2 separate regions of the Homo sapiens genome follow, and region 2 is linked to region 1. A link is a loop called in an ENCODE intact Hi-C map of the cell type or tissue named here. Cell type or tissue: chondrocyte. All regions are shown on one strand. Links, peaks and the distances in the headings refer to the core of each region. The heading gives the core; the rest is flanking DNA.

Region 1 (2,912 bases), core at 202-2,701:
TGGCCCCTTCCCTCATCCTGAGGTGGCCAAGGACACCAGGAGGAGGGAACATGGGGCTGGTTTGGACCAACAGGTGGAGCGGGAGGGTGCACACACCGTCAGCAGCATCAGCATGTTGGGGGACGCGGCAGGAGAAGCCAGGAGCCTAGCTGCTCACAGCAGGATGGAGATGATGAGGCCTGGAGGGGGTCTGCAGAGCTTTCCCAGGCACGGCAGTTGAGCTGGGCTGCAGACCCCCACCTGATGGTGTGGGGGAGAGGGGGTGAGATTCCAAAAACTACTGGATGCTATGTTTATCACCTGGGTGGGGAAACAGTCTGCACACCAAACCCCTGCGACAGGCAATTTACCTGTATAACAAACCTGCTCGTGTACCCCTGAGCCTAAAATAAAAGCTAAAAAAAAATCCCCCCTTGGAGCAGAAAAGGGAGAGAGACAGGGAAGCGGCTGAAGGCAGCAGCCTGTCTGGGGAGGTGGGGGTCAGGCGAGGGAGGAGTTTGCTTCCCCAACCTGAGCAGTTTAACCTGCAGCCCTTACTCACCCGAGGGTACCTGCTGGGGCCCAATGCCTCCAGGGGTGTTTGTTCTGACTGCCCAGGCCCCAGCCAGGCTGGCCGTGAATATTTTCAGTGTCATCTGATCTTTCCATCTCCTTGGCTGTCCTGTATAGAGGACCAAAGGACTTTATTTCAGGACATTCCCATCATTCCTGCAGGGTGACACATACACGATAACCATATCTGTATGCACGGTGGTGGGGTAAGCAGAGGATTTGGGGGCGTCCCTGTTTCCTTTCTGTAAAATAATTACAGGAAAATAGGATGCTAATTCTATTTTCATTTACATGAAATAAATAATAAATGACTTTATATTTGAATAGGCAGTGCCCAAATGAATCATTTCAAAAATGTTAATGAGAAGCTTTAGCGTACTTCTGTGAATGTAACTTTCTTTTTCATAACAGTCTTATTGAGGTGTAATTAATCTACCGTAGAATTCAGCCATGGAAAGTTTCCAGTTCAGTGATTTTAGTGTCCTCACAGATTTATGCAACTATCACAATAATCAATTTTAGAACATTTTCATCATCGCCCCCGAAAAACCATGCTTGTTAGAAGTCACTCCTTTTACCCACCACCTCCCCAAACATAGCTTTCTTAAAGGAAGTCAGGTTTTATGCTGGAAATAGCTATGTGCAATTCTTGGCTGACATGTGAACGTCCCTCTTCAAAATCTTGAAGTCACTATCGATGTGAAACTTTGGTTGCACAGGTATGTGATAAAAAGATCTAGGAAAAATTTCAGAAAGTATTTAAAAATTTGGAAGAGTTTAAGTGACTATGGAAAGAAAGAATCCCATAGGTCGTTCTTTTCTTGGCTGAATACAATGCTGACGTTTACTGTGATAATGAGGGTATGCCCTAAACTCGGCTGGACTTGTTTGATTGGGTATTTCACAGTGCTGGTGCTGCTGGAAGCTGCGGAACACACACGCATGGTTAGAACAGCTCTCGGCCCGTGGCCACCCAAAGGGTGCACCTGCAGGGAAACTGAGGCCTTCCTCTGGACTCCGTGCTTCCTCAAGGTCTCTCCTGAAAGGTCTGCATCCTGCCATGTGCTGACGGGGCTGGCGCCGTCCGTCCTTGCCCTGAGCCCTGCCGTGTTGGCGTGGTTGAGGGGTCTGCTGCCACGCTGCCTCTCCCAAGGAGGCTTGGGCAACCCAGTGAGGAGGAAACCTTGAATAAACTTCAGGAAGAGCAAATCCATTCTCCCACTTTCCCAGAACCCAAAGGGCTTCCACACTTTAGGGATGTGTTGTTTTTGAACCTGAGCCCATCATGGCCCTGGACATTGATCAAAGAGAGTGGCTTGTTTTTCCTAAAAGTGTGCGGATGGGTCCGATCAGCAGAATTTCAGGTGCAGTGACTCAGCTTTTCCTCTGCGGCTACCACCTACCCGACATGGCCCCCATGGGGTGGCATCCAGACCCTTTCCTCGGGCTTGCTTTTCTGGAAGCCCCCACACCGCGGTTAGGGTCTGGGATTTGGAATCAGACAGATAAATGGGTTTCAAGGTCTCTCTTTCCAGCTGCTCAGAATGACCACCGGCAAACTCCTTCACTTCCCTGAATCTCAGTTTCTCCTATTTAAAATGGTGATAAGACTGGTGGGCAATAGATACTGCCTCTTGGGAGGGTTAAGGTAAAATCAGAACAGGAGATGACTGCAAAGTCCCTGGCAGTGTTCCTGGCACAGACAAAAACATTTGTGGCAAACCTGGAGTGGCCAGATTCCCCCTCAGCCTCCCCAGAGGCCAGAAACTTTGGTGGATCATTCCTGAGCCCACTCATAGCTTCCTTCTTTCAGCACTTGCCTCCCTCCACCAGAGAACTTTCTAGGCTGAAAGAGCATCCTTGGGCTGTGCAGGGAATCAATGTCCTCAGAGCAGCCCCCCGAGGAGGGATGGAGTAGATGGGAAACACCCCTGCGTGTGTTTCTTGGGAAGATAATTCTGAGGCATCTTCCACAGGCCTCTATAAAGGGTCCCAACAGACCAGAGTCCAGTCACCCTGCTACCACCCATTCATGGTTGGCTTTCTCACCTCTGGGCCTCATTTCCCCATTCCCCTCCTGGTACTTTCTAAATTTACCTCCAAAGTAATTCACTTGGGCCCAGGTCCCTAAATCCCTTGTCTGTAGGTTTGCTTTGGGGGACACCCAGCCAAAACAAGAGTCGGTAAATATGGGCTATTATTATTATTATCACTCAAAAGGCTGGATGCAGAATGAGAATAAATTCATGGTCAAATTTTGTCCTATGGATTTCATTTCATTTTATGGGCAGGTGAGAGGTCATATCTAGATGATATCAGAGAGCCAATTTGGAAACACTCAGTTGGTTATCATGGGATTT
Region 2 (2,912 bases), core at 139-2,638, 120 kb before region 1:
GCGTAAGAAAGTCCAGAAATCGACATCGGACAGATGTATCGTGGAATGTGATGATATTTATAAGGAAAAATCACATAAACTTTAAAAATGAAAGTTGTTTTGCTTAAACGACTGAAAAAAAGAATTCAGAATAATATTTGGGTTATCCTAGTTTTGTACGCTTGTGTTCACCAAAGCGTTCAGGGTCCAGGAGGATTAAAGAGCTCCATCACAAGGAGTGTTTTTGTGTGTGTGCATGCGTGTGCGTGTCTGTGTGCGCGTGTGTGCGTGTCTGGGTGCATGTGTGTGCGTGTATGTGCGCGCGCGTGTGTCTGGGTGCGTGTGTGTGCGCACGTGTGTGTCTGTGTGTGCGTGTGTGTGCGCGTGTGTGTGAGTGTGTGTGTCTCTACCCAGCTCTCCTACACCTTAGCCCCAAGGATGATGGGGAGAAAAATGTGGGAGCTGACTAGGTGGAACCAAATCTTTACTCCAGAAATTTATAGCTAATATAAAACTCTTAAAAATGAAAAAAAAACAGTTTTCTTACCTTTTTAAAAAGTCTTCTCTTTGGGGGGTTATGTCAGGGGATAGAGGAATGGGCTTGAGCCAGTTTTCAAAATTGCTATAGGCCAGGCGTGGTGGCTCCTGCCTGTAATCCCAGCACTTTGAGAGGCCGAGGCGGGAGGATCGCTTGAGCTCAGGAGTTTGAGACCAGCCTGGGAAACATAGCAATGCCCTGTCTCTACAAAAAATTTAAAAATTAGCCGGGCGTGGTGGTGTGCGCCTGTGTTCCCAGCTGCTCGGGAGGCTGAGGCAGGAGGGTCGCTTGAGCCCAGAAGGTCCAGACTGCATTGAGTGGAGATCGCACTACTGCACTCCAGCCTGAATGACAGAGTGAGACCGTCTCAAAACAAAAACAAAAACAAAAACCAACCAAAAAACCAAAACCAACTCCCTCCCCGCCCCCGAAACAACAACAACAACAACAAAACCCCCAAAAACCAAATTGCTATAGACCAATATTTCCAGGTCCCTGTGATTTTGATTAGAGAGTTTTGTTCTTGTTCTTCTGTTCCGTAAACTATGGTATTCTACCTCTTAAACGCATTTTTAAGCTTTCTAGTTTGGATGGCCTTAAACAGAGAAGCCCGTCCCTGGGTGGGGAGGTTTGTCCGCTGTCCAGTAGATGGCGCTGTGACTTCTAGAGTGAGGGGGGTGGGGGTGGGGACGACACCGCGTCGCAGCCCGAAGTCACAGGGGCCACCCCGTCGCCTCTCCCAGGGTGTATCCATCGGGCTCTAAACCCAAGAAGAAAAACTTTTTGAGGCCTCTCCTGAAATGTGCTAATCTATCAAAGAGCATTTATAGTATTTAAGCCAAATGTTAATTAACAAATAGCTCACCCTCCTCAAACAGTCTGAGATAGTGCCCAGCTAGAGTTTAAAGAAATACTTCCTGGAAATGTTTGAGATAAAAATGGAATAACGTAGTAGCTATTTCAATATTTTATCAGTTGCCCATATTTAAAAAAATAAAAGATCCTCACCTTTCTCCTAGAGTAATCATGAAGAACGTACATTTTATGTTATATGAAATGTTATGTGCGTAAAAATGGTCAAATGAAACCAGGCAGGTATAGATAATGGTAGTCTCGCCTTCTCAAAAAGCGTTTTCCTTTTCATGCAGTGGTGGCGTGAATACGCACCCTGGACATTGTATTTCACTACATCAGCACCTGCTAAAATGGTAAACCAGCTTCTTAGACGCGTTAAACCTCCACCTCCCTTGAGTGATTCCAGGGTAATCTTCTCCTCTTCCCCACTCAGAAAAGTTTCTAGTTTATTTTAAAAACAAACATTTTTCTATCCCCATCTCTTGCTACAGAGAATCTCAACTAAGGATGGTGCTTATCACTCTTCAACATATTTGATATTAAAATTAAAATAATTTTAAAACAATTTTGAATAATTTCAATGTTTAGACTCTTCATGGGATGACGTGATTTCTTACTATGTTTTAAGTAATGATTTGCGATATCTTTTTTTAATTTAAAAAGAAGTAGTGTGCATGTTGACAAGTATTGTAAACAAACTGGCATTCAACAACAGCAACAAAAAGATTTATTCCTTTTCCTAAGAATGATGTTATCCTTTATTCTGGAAAAAAAAAATGAAGCAGTATTCATTTGCCTCCAGTTTGAAATACTACTTAAAGACTTAGAAATATGTAAATGTAGCTTAGGACAATGACTTCATCGAGCCTGGTAGTAATTAATCTTGTACAGTTCTTTAAAAATTTAATTGAATGACATGTTAGTTTTATAGTTGTATGAATTTAAAAATTGTGCAAGTCACTCACTATTCATAACTCGAGCCTATGTATTAATAAAATGATTGTGCAAAAAACCAGCTGTTTAAATAAATTCTGTTCTGCTTTAAAGATTTTGCCCTTTGGGGAGAAAGTCATTTAAGTATTGAGTGGCAGTGGCCAGTGAACAATAGTCAAAATGTAAATAAATCTTCCTGAAACTTAGTTCTAATTTTCTTGAGCAAGATACTAACCCATAAAAAATAAACATTGTTTATTGAACCACGTTTGCATCAGTGAACCTTTGTAAAATGATATGGAGAAAATATGAACTTCTATGTCCCAAGTACTTTACTTTGCTTCCTTAGCAGAACAGAGAGAGCTATTCGATAGGTATGAACTGAAGAAAATAGAATTAGTGCCTCTGGTGAGAGAGTCATTCAGATTTGTACAGTTGCACGGAGGTGATCATACTAGAATTAACACCAAAAAATTGTGTCATTTGGCATCTTGGCTTAAGGGATAATTTAATTACACCACCTATTAGTGTTGACTTACGTTTCTGCGCCAGCCAGCCTTCTTATAATCTTGTTTATTTCCAGAAATCACATTTGTGACAGCTCTAA

Evidence for each region. Peaks named below come from ENCODE experiments on the same cell type or tissue, not always from the same donor. Only the 100,000 strongest peaks of a DNase experiment are listed, where the experiment ranks them.
Region 2: it touches region 1 in a loop (2.1-fold over the local background); 5 of 110 quality-filtered maps call a loop at or near these places.

The regions. Positions count from the first base shown.
Region 1 is chr16:86,944,323-86,947,234 of GRCh38, reverse strand. No RefSeq gene overlaps it. Among named protein-coding and RNA genes, the nearest start is that of LINC02181, 110 kb to the left of the region's middle. In chondrocyte, for the core only: no CTCF peak of the experiment used is centred there; DNase peaks (open chromatin) are centred at 554 and 1,564.
Region 2 is chr16:87,061,117-87,064,028 of GRCh38, reverse strand. It overlaps LINC02181 (long intergenic non-protein coding RNA 2181), which reads right to left. Exons shown (of 3, transcript NR_126008.1): 2 at 2,845-2,912; 3 at 38-1,277. Among named protein-coding and RNA genes, the nearest start is that of LINC02181, 4.8 kb to the right of the region's middle. In chondrocyte, for the core only: a CTCF peak has its summit at 1,155 (motif pointing right); no DNase peak of the experiment used is centred there.